2 separate regions of the Mus musculus genome follow, and region 1 is linked to region 2. A link is a contact called in ENCODE Hi-C or POLR2A ChIA-PET data. All regions are on one chromosome and are shown on one strand. Each heading gives the region's core, a stretch centred on a gene start or an enhancer-like site at or near the end of the contact. The rest is flanking DNA. Distances are from core to core; before and after follow the strand shown.

Evidence for each region. A loop is a pair of places that touch in the nucleus more often than their neighbours do. ChIA-PET counts read pairs that join two places held with the same protein, here RNA polymerase II (POLR2A).
Region 1: a loop to region 2 is called in a map of heart, with 6 times the contacts of the local background. The contact joins two enhancer-like sites. A Hi-C loop is called at or near these places in 14 of 37 maps with a recorded cell type or tissue (Patski, T-helper 17 cell, gastrocnemius and 4 more). POLR2A ChIA-PET finds 5 or more read pairs at or near these places in 3 of 5 experiments (all embryonic stem cell).

Annotation. Positions count from the first base shown.
Region 1 is chr13:109,820,305-109,825,063 of GRCm38, forward strand. All of the region lies in intron 7 of Pde4d (phosphodiesterase 4D, cAMP specific), which reads left to right. Among named protein-coding and RNA genes, the nearest start is that of Mir1904, 81 kb to the right of the region's middle. Within about 2 kb of position 2,163, at least 3 of the 3 ENCODE cell types and tissues checked have a DNase peak (open chromatin) inside an H3K27ac peak, as active enhancers do; they include gastrocnemius and heart, where a contact is called at or near this core.
Region 2 is chr13:109,774,374-109,779,239 of GRCm38, forward strand. All of the region lies in intron 7 of Pde4d (phosphodiesterase 4D, cAMP specific), which reads left to right. Among named protein-coding and RNA genes, the nearest start is that of Mir1904, 130 kb to the right of the region's middle. Within about 2 kb of position 1,919, at least 2 of the 3 ENCODE cell types and tissues checked have a DNase peak (open chromatin) inside an H3K27ac peak, as active enhancers do; they include gastrocnemius and heart, where a contact is called at or near this core.

The DNA.
Region 1 (4,759 bases), core at 913-3,412, 46 kb after region 2:
CAACGCAGAAGCCTTCATTTCTACTTAAGAGATCAGAAAACGGTGGCTCACAGAATTAAGAAAGATTCTGAAATGACACAGTAGCAAGTGAGTTCAAGCAAGTCTCCATCTAAGGTCCGCCTGCCCCTAAAGCCAGCATTTTTCAGCCCTGCCACATCTCTCCATTCTGAACCAGAATAAGATACATGTGCCAAGAGCAAAAAGCATCAGGGGGAGATTCATGGAGGTAGCCACAGCCCTCCAAGGAAGAGGCAAAAGTTTTGGGCAAAGCAGTACAAATACAGGTCACCAGTCAAGCAATGACATGAATTAGGGAACAAGTCAATCATAGTATTTAGTCCGTAGCAGTAGGGGCTGGCTAGTACACGAGCAGACACTGGGTCTGAGCTGCCCATGGATTTTCTTTTCTTTTCTTTTCTTTTCTTTTCTTTTCTTTTCTTTTCTTTTCTTTTCTTTTCTTTTCTTTTCTTTTCTTTTCTTTTCTTTTCTTTTTTTTCTCTCTCTCTTTCTTTTTCATGTATTTTAGAATCCAGGAAAACTTACCATTTCTTTCCAGAACTCATCAAATCGATTATTACTTCTGTTTTGTTTTGTTTGTTTGTTTGTTTTTGAGACAGTCACACTGTGTAGGCTAGACTAGCATCTTCCTACCTAACTTCCTGAGTGCTATTATCAGCAACACATCCAGCCCTGCCTCTTATCCTTTTAAGATACGTGGTCTGCATGCATGTGTGTGTCTGTGTGCATGTGTGTGCCTGTGGATGTATGTGGACACCAGACAACAATCTCAGGTGTCCTTCTCAGAAAAACCATCCAATTCCTTTGGGGGCAGTGTCTCCTTTTGGTCTGGAGTTCATCAACAAAGGGAGACTGGCTAGCCGTGGAGCCCCAAGTACCTTCCTGTCTTTATCTCCCCTAAGCTAGGATTGCAAGCACAAACAGATGCTACCACACCTTGAATTTTAACATGGCTTTTGCAGATTTAACTCAGATCCTCTAGCCCACAGTCAGTTTACCAACTGTCTCCCCCACCTTCATCACACACACACAACACACACACACACGAAATACAGAAGGAAAGAAAGAAAACAAGCTTAAAAATAACATTTATTTTATTTTAAAAGATCAGCACTGGAATACCATGACAGTGTGAGCATTAGTTTTTTATCAGTCTTGTGGGGGTAATGACTGTGTGATCTTGAATACACCATACAACCGTCTTTGGGCTTCAGTACCTCATATGAATGCAGAAGGGTTGAGTGAAGTACAGGCTGGCATCCTTCAGTGTCAGGATTCTAAATATTTCTACACAGAACTAATAGCTCTACCTTGAGGTGTTAAACAGAGTTTCTTCTGAACAGTTGCTCCTACTAAGTTGGTTATAGGCAGTTTGGCAATCTTAGAGAAGTGATTGTACCAACATTTGATTCATCTGTATTGATGTCAGACAGGCAATGCCTGCTTAGATTAGGTGTTCACCATCCTGCCATGCTAAGTGTCCTTGGGTCTTTACAGCCTTCCAGTTGAGCTATAGCCAAATCTGAAATCTGAAGGTAGAGTTGAACCCTAATAAACTTGACTGCAAACAGAGGCTGTTTCTTTAGCAGCATAATAGCAGTCCGCAGCTCCCGGGGAGGAAATGAATAACGAACTTGAACTTAGAACCTAGTGCGTCCCTTGAAAGTTGAGCACGTCAGTGAGATTTCTCCAACAGTTACACTGACAGTAAAATGTTCAGTTCACAGTGATACCGTTTTATACTGAGCTATGGTTATTTTCTTCATCCCCACAATCTTATTTCTTAAACAAAATGTTTATGAAAAGGAAGGAAAAGGTGTTCACTGCAGTATGAAGTCAATATGGTTCTGATTCAGAGAGTAAAAACCAAGATCACTTCAAGGACTGAGCCTGCAACACAGTATAAGAAAATAATCTTCTATCAAAAGCTTTAGTGAACCCTAAAGACAGACCAGGAGCAGGGTTGGCTGGCTTCCATCCTGGGATCAGAAGCACGGAACACGGATCTGCAAGCTGAGGGAGGTCTACATTCTACTCAGCAATCTTGTCCCCTTTGGGTCCTTGAAGGAGAGGACACTAGAGGACAGGATCCTAACTGACAAGCCACAGACTAAGGCGGCTGCTTTGCAGAGCACAACTCTGGCTTGCTGGAACGAAGGAGCCTTGCCTTGCTGAAATCCGGTCCGCGTTTTGCTGAGAGCCCAGACGCTGTGAATAAGAGGAGCCTCTGAGGGCTGGTTTCTGATGTCGCACTCGGCACGATAAGAATGCCATTGACGTCAGCAGAGTCATCATCAGGGAGAATGGCACCCCAGCTCTTGAAACCACACCAAGCAATTGCAGTGCTTTTGAAAATTAAAAGCCGGTGCTGGGGAGTGGGGGCGGGGAGGGAAAGGCGCTGAGGGGAAGCAGTGGCTCCAACCGAACTGTCTTTCTTTTGTGCATTTCCTGTATTTTCAAAAAGAAGAAGAAAAGCAGACACACAGTGCTCCCCTGAGCATGCACACACACACACACACACACACACACACACACACACACACACACACACACAGCTGCAGGGGCTCCTTCAACCTAAATGAGAGCATTAAGGAGAGATAAGGAGGGACTAAGGGAGGAAGAGGGAGAGAGAAAGAGGGAGAGAGGGAGGGAGAGAGACAGAGAAAACAGAGAGAGAATATGATTTTAATTTGTTAACATTTCTGAATCCAGATAAAACAAACTTTGCCACCCAGCTGCTGGACAGAAGCCCCGAGCCACAGGGGAAAACATCAGCCAATGAGAACAGAATTGCTGAACCCAAACTGATAGCTTACACTGTGTGTCCACACACAGATTACAAGAGAGGAATTAAACACTTCAAAAGAGCTACTGCAAAGTAAACCTCTCCTCCCCACACTTTCCACCACACACACACACACACACACACACACACACAGACACACACAGACACACACACACAGACACACACACACACACACACACACACAGACACACACACACACACAGACACACACACACACACACAGACACACACACACACAGACACACACACACACACACACACTATTCAGAGCTTTTGAGTGTCTGACTGAAAAAAACTGACAAAAGTTGAAGGTTTGGAAAGGGTCCGCGCTAGGCTGTGTGATGTCAGCTTCCAGAGGCAGTCCTAAGAACATCACCTCACGCTGAATTCAAAGGCCACCTAGTCTGGAAAAGGTCTTGGAGTTAGGCAGACTTTGAAAACATTTTTTTTTTTTTTAAATGGCGAAATGTGACTCTTAGAAATTTCCCATTTAACCTAATCCTTTTTCTTTGCCTCTACCGATTGTAGGCAGGCTCCACCCTCACCTCCCCTAGCACTAAGAGAAGGAGATAGCATGGGTTTGATGATATCAGCAGCCCCGGGCCACATGCTTTATTTTACAGCATTGATTGGCAGCTTCCCAAGTCCATGGGATCTTTTGCTGACCTGCTTTTCAGATCCGTATCTCCCAGTCACACCAGAAAGAATCCCTTCTGAGCCTGGGAAATGTGAGCCTCGGAAACAAAAGGGCATTTGCACTAAAGCAGAATCTGGCAGAAAGCATGGGTTTAATAAATTGCATCATGTGAAAGTTCCCTGTCAGATGCACTGGCAGCAGAGAAACAGGCACACGCATGCGGGAAGGGAGCTCGCTCCTCATCCAAAGACTGAGTTCCTTTTGAAAAGGAAGACGCGATAAACAGCATCTCTCTCCAAAATATACATTATACATGCATAATAGAGAGAGCAGCGTGTGGAACATGTACATCTAGCCTGTCTTTCCTGTGAGAGCAGAAAGAGAGAGAGCTAAGTACCCATAGAGGGATTTGGGCTGTGTGTTATCAAAGGATATCATATATCTAGAACTTGGGTCATTTGGTTTAGTTTTTGTTTTATTTTGGTTTTTCGCTTTGTTTTGTCTTTTTAAAAAATCCTACTAGTACGTACACTTAATAGTGGGATTGTTTTTCTTCTCTCCTTTCCTTTTGCCCTGACTCTTTCCTTCTTTTCCTTCTGCTCTTCCTCCTTTTTCTTTCCTTCCCTCTTCCCCTAAAAATATGAAAAAAAGATAATCCCAAAGCTTTTAGTATGTGACAGAGGCATAGACATGTGGTTCTCAACTGTGGGTCACGACCCCTTTGAGGAGACAAAGGACCCTTTTATAGGGCTGCCTAAGACCGTTGGAAAAAAACATATTTACATTACAATTCATAACAATAACAAGACTATAGTTATGAGGTGGCAACTAACATAATTTGGGGGGGGGAGGGGTCACCACAACATGAGAAACTAAATTAAAGGATCGCAGCATGAAGAAGGTTGAGAACCATTGCTCTTAGACTGAGCCTCAGAAGATCAGAGACCTGGGTCATAAGCATATAAAAGGATGTGCTTGTATATTGTGGCAATGAAGTGAGGGGGGCAGAGCCAGAACTTCTATACAATACTCCTTACCTTCTACAAGGATAGAAGGCACAACGTAAGTGTTAACTACTATGTCCATTCCCTTCAGACCATTTCTCCCTTTAATCTTGACCAAAGCTGCATTGCAAGCTTTCTGACCTGCCTTCCTGGGTTGATCCTGATATCTGTGCCTGTCACCCTAGCATTCTGCCCTCCTGCTCCTGTCTATGACACTCAGCTATCCCTCAATGAAACAGTCTCCTCTAGAAGAAAGCAGTGGCATTCTTTCTCTGGTCTTTTTGACTTTGCCAC
Region 2 (4,866 bases), core at 669-3,168:
GAGGACGAGGAGGAGGAAGAGGAAGAGGAGGCCCTTACATGATTTTCAGTGAATATACTTTATGGAAAAATGAGCATGTATTGACCAATGTGCTGGCTGGCTCTATCTGTGGTCACCACATTGCAGATGATTCTGAAAAAAACGGATGTTTTCTTCCTTGAGAATTCCATCAAGTGTGTGTGGGGGGGTCACATTTTAATAACTATTAAGCTATTGGTTCTCTCTGTCTCATCTGCTTATGATGATGTCACAAGGTCCTGGCTTATTATGTGTACAGTCCACCACTTTGGGTCTTGATTGTCATCAAAAGAATAATAGTAGAAATTCCTCCCTACTAAAATGAATTCTCCAAGGAACAAATTGTTTGTTGTTGTTTTGTTTTGTTTTGTTTTGTTTTGTTTGTTTTGTTTCATTTCGCTTTATTTGTTTCTTTGTTTTCTGTTCTTGTTGTTTTGGTTTGTTTAGAAACTCAGATTCAGTATAAAGGGCGAAACAAAGATGGACGGGTGGAATGGGTCCCTCTTTTCTGTGCTACTTCCTGGGGGTGCTGAGGGCATATTTTGTGAGCACATGCATGGAGTTCTTAGTGAGCGCAACTCCATGGAACCCGAGACCCTTGCTCAGACACACAGTGCAGCCCTCTGGAGAGGAGCTTCCCCCACCCCCTTCGTGCACAATAGGCAAATCATAGTGGGGGGGGGGCGAGTAGAAGGCAATGTTCTTTTCTTCTCTGATGCTTTTGCCTTGAGGGTACTTGTATCTACCTTGTAGGTAGGGCGACCATCTCCCCCCCCCCCAAAAAAAAAACAATGTAGGATACTGGTGGAATGATTCGTGACCAACAAGCAATCTTGGTTTCTCCGTGGTCAGTGTACCTCCCCTCCCCCACAGCACTTTGCCGGTGCCCAAACCAAACTCAAGGGAGAGTCTATTCACTCAAGGTCACAGAACTGAAGCAGTCCCTGGGTTGTCTCTGCAATTTTTACATAACACTGAGAGGAAATCATTATCTGCTGGAATTAGGCAATTATGGTGAAGAAGGCCTCATTTGTACCTCTTACTAGTTTGTGACCTGGGGCTTATCTAGAATGGCAAACTAATTAGCTGTCATTAACTGCTTAGAGCAGCTGCGTTGTTACAGACCACTGTAGACAACACACACACACACACACACACACACACACACACACACACACACACACCACTGACGAAAGTCTCATTTACTTCCCAAGCTTTGCAAACCGAGGTGGGAACATGGGCAGGGAAAAGGCCTCTTTTCTCAGTAATCTAGAAAAACAAGTACGCTTGAAAAACCTAAAAGCTACCAACAAGAACAGTGATGATCCTGGTGTTGAGACTTGATACTTGACTGTCTGAGATTTGAGATACCCAGAAAAGATGACACATCGCTTGGGGCTCATCTATCCTTACGATCACGTCCTGGGAGGGGTGGAAAGGAGTTTTTGTCTATTTGTTTGTTTTGTTTTGTTGCAAAGCCAGTGGGGACACTTTCAGATAAAACCTGCAAGGGTGAACCCCAATTCTCTCCAGCTTTAATTTCTAACTAGAGAACAGAGATATGAGTACCTGCCACTCAGAACCGTTGCAAGAATGCAAGCAGATAAGTTACAGAAAGGGTAAAGGCCGGTCATCAGGTCATAAGTGGCTCCCCAAGTATTCCGTTGGGCAGTTCTGTCCCCTCGCTTCCCATTTGTTCCTAACCCCTGTTTTGGCACGGGAGAGTGGAGGTTACAGAGGATTGCGGTGGCCTTCTGTCATTTCTCACTCCGAACGTCTCGGGATGCTTTTGTTCCAGGCGGTAACACCCACACATTTTCAATGCTTCCTGTATCACGTATAACCTAGGTCCGGAGCCAGTTACTCGTAGCAGAAGCAAAGAGGATGTGGGGCCAGTAGAGGGCAGCAGAGAGGCAAAAATGCCCAAGCTCTGAGAGTGTGGGGACCAAGTCATGATGACGGGACAGAAAGTACTTTTGAACGTTCCTTTCATTTTAAACCAAGGTTAAGAAAGTTAACTGCAGTGCAGCCACCTCTCAGAACCTTGTCATCCTCAATATCACCTGCACTACGCTTCTTAAGTTTACTATTATCATCTTCTTTATGTAATCATATTCAATTGAGAATTTTCATGCAGCAACAAACCTCAAAGGAAATCTATTTGGATGTCTTTATTGGAAATGTGAGAAAAACCAAGGCTGCTGAGAGAAAACACTACTTTGTGGCTGAACTGGGAATAACTCCTCATCCTTGCTCTGAGCCCAAGCCTTAAACCCTGACCCCCAACCATAAACAAGCAAACACTAGATAGAATAGTAAGTTTAAAGAAATGTATGCTTACAAGACACCACAGGGAATATGAAAGAATGTTAATTTCTGAGTAGCAGGTAGCTTTAGACTATTATGGACTTAAAAATCACAAAAATGTCTTGGGCCAATATCTCACTGGAAATGCCTTCATATTTAGAGCTATTTGAATAACATCTAGTAGTGATTCTAGAGGTAGGGGGATAGCCAGCCTAAAACAATGGCTTTTGCTTTTGTCTCTAAGGTCTTATATCAAAACAACACACTCCCTCTGTCCCTGTAGAGGGGACAGGAAAAGTGACAGGCAGAAAGCCATGTACACAGAGTTCTGGTCCAGAAAAAACACTGGCCATTCCACTTAGAACTATTTTAACCTGGATGCTCTTGATCCCATCAAGAAAAGAATGTTTACTCTGAATAGAATTCTGTCAGTCAGGAAGCCCGAGGATTAAAAGTGAAGTATCCAAATGCTAGTTAGTCAAAACACAGCGGGAAGAAACTCGGTCTTCAGCTGTCATTGTTCTGAAGGATAAAGCAAAACTGAAGGTCTACTTGACAAGTTGTTAGCACAACCAACCCAAGGTATTTAAGAGAACAATGGTTTCTCTTAGGATGTGGGCCATTTGCTTAAGCACTTTCACCTTATTAAAGAAAAGGAGCCAAGTTGTAGGGTTTTTTTGTTTTTTTGTGTGATAGTAATGATACTAGTAATTATTTAGATCTTTTTTAGTCTCTGTGTCCCATGCATATACGTGATAAAAAGAGTAGGATATATTATTTATTAAAATATACTATATTATATATTCACATGTATTTAAAATAATATATGGTGGGGCTTCCTTCAAGAAATGAGATCCCTGTGTAAGAGCGTCTTGGGTGCTGAGGAGACAATGAACTGCAAAGTGCATAAGGATCACAGCAGAGCGAGCCATCTTCAGAGAAACCCCGCCCCCTCATCACTGGCTTTCTGGTATCACCTTTTAAATTGTCCTGTAGTAAGAGAAAATCTAGTGCCAAGGGACCTGTCACTCCAGAGGAGTGCTCAGTGGGCTCTTTCTGGGTGTGCCTGAAATGTTGCTGATGCTTCATGCTTAATAACTTTAATGAAAATTTAATAAAGATTACACATGCTCACGATTATAGACAGGCTGTTTGGTGGCCTTTGCTTATACATTTGATATATATATAATATACAATTATATATATATATATATATATATATATATATAATGAATGCCTAGGTATTCTGACTTTTTTTTAAAGCTAAAACAGTTAATTTATGCACCCTGCCTCCCTAATAAAAAGACTCCTAGTGAAAATGAGATTTGTCTGACGACATGTATGCATGGCTCTTTTATTAGCTGAAGTATTTAATAGACTAGTAAGAAGCCATTTTCTTCCTTGCTTGCTTCATAGCTTGCATTGCTGTCTCAGGCTTTTGTTTAGACAATTGAGTTATAAACACACACACACACACACACACTACCTGACTTTTTCACCAGGAATTGGTAGAACCTGTACTTGTACGTGGAATTACAACAGCAGAGACAAAGGACATGCCATAATCAATTCAACTGTGATTCGTCTGAGTCTGGTTTGGCTACTTTGTTAGTTGAAAGAATAGAATGCTGCTGAAGGTTCCTTTAGCTGGCAAAGCCAAAGGTCAAGTACAGCCCTGTTCAGTTCTGAGCTTAAGTTAGTGGTGAGCACAACGCTTCGTCTCCAGAATGTATTCGTTCTATGTTGGGATTGTTCATCTGGTCAATGGTCGTTTTCACTTTCTAGCCCTTGTGAATCGTGGGGAACACAGTAAAGCGTAACTGCTCGTTTCAAAGAACTCACAAGGCAGGAGGGAAAGCACAATGAGTGAGACTGAGATGCAGACAGTTCTGCCTGGGGAACTCTGGGCGTGGGGTGAGGGCTCTGGTTTGGGGGAGGGGCAGCAATCAACATATGTGAGCCCCTGGGCTTGCTATTAGCACTTCTAATGCATATGGTGGCTGGGCCTGGCTTTCATTGCTGCACTCAGAAAGAGGCAGGTGGATCTCCACAAAGACAACTTTGTCTACACTGGGAGAGTACCAGCCTAGTGAGACTTGGTCTAAAAAGAAAAAAGAAAAAGAAATGACGACAACAAAACAGGAAAGAATATGGTGTTCTCTGTAGGGGCGTTAGGGGAACATTACCTGAAACCAGAAATCAACAAGACTGAGATATGGAAGCATGACCGGGTAATAGGAGACAGAAAAGGACAGTTCAAAGTGTGTTAGCAACTCAGCTTGTGGCTGCAAAGGTAGATCGGATCTGCATGACCTTATTGGAGCTCCATATAAGCAGCATTGGTCTCATTGTGTGGGACATAGAAAATCCTCAGTAAGTTCTTTGGTTGGTCTTGTGTTGCTGGGATTGAAACCAGAGCCTTCTGCAAGCTGGCCATGAGCTTTACCACTGAGCTGAAACCTCACCCCCAATGCCATCAGTTGTTTTTGTTGTTGTTGTTGGTGGTGGTGGTGGTGGTTTTTTTCCTTAGATGTTTGTGTG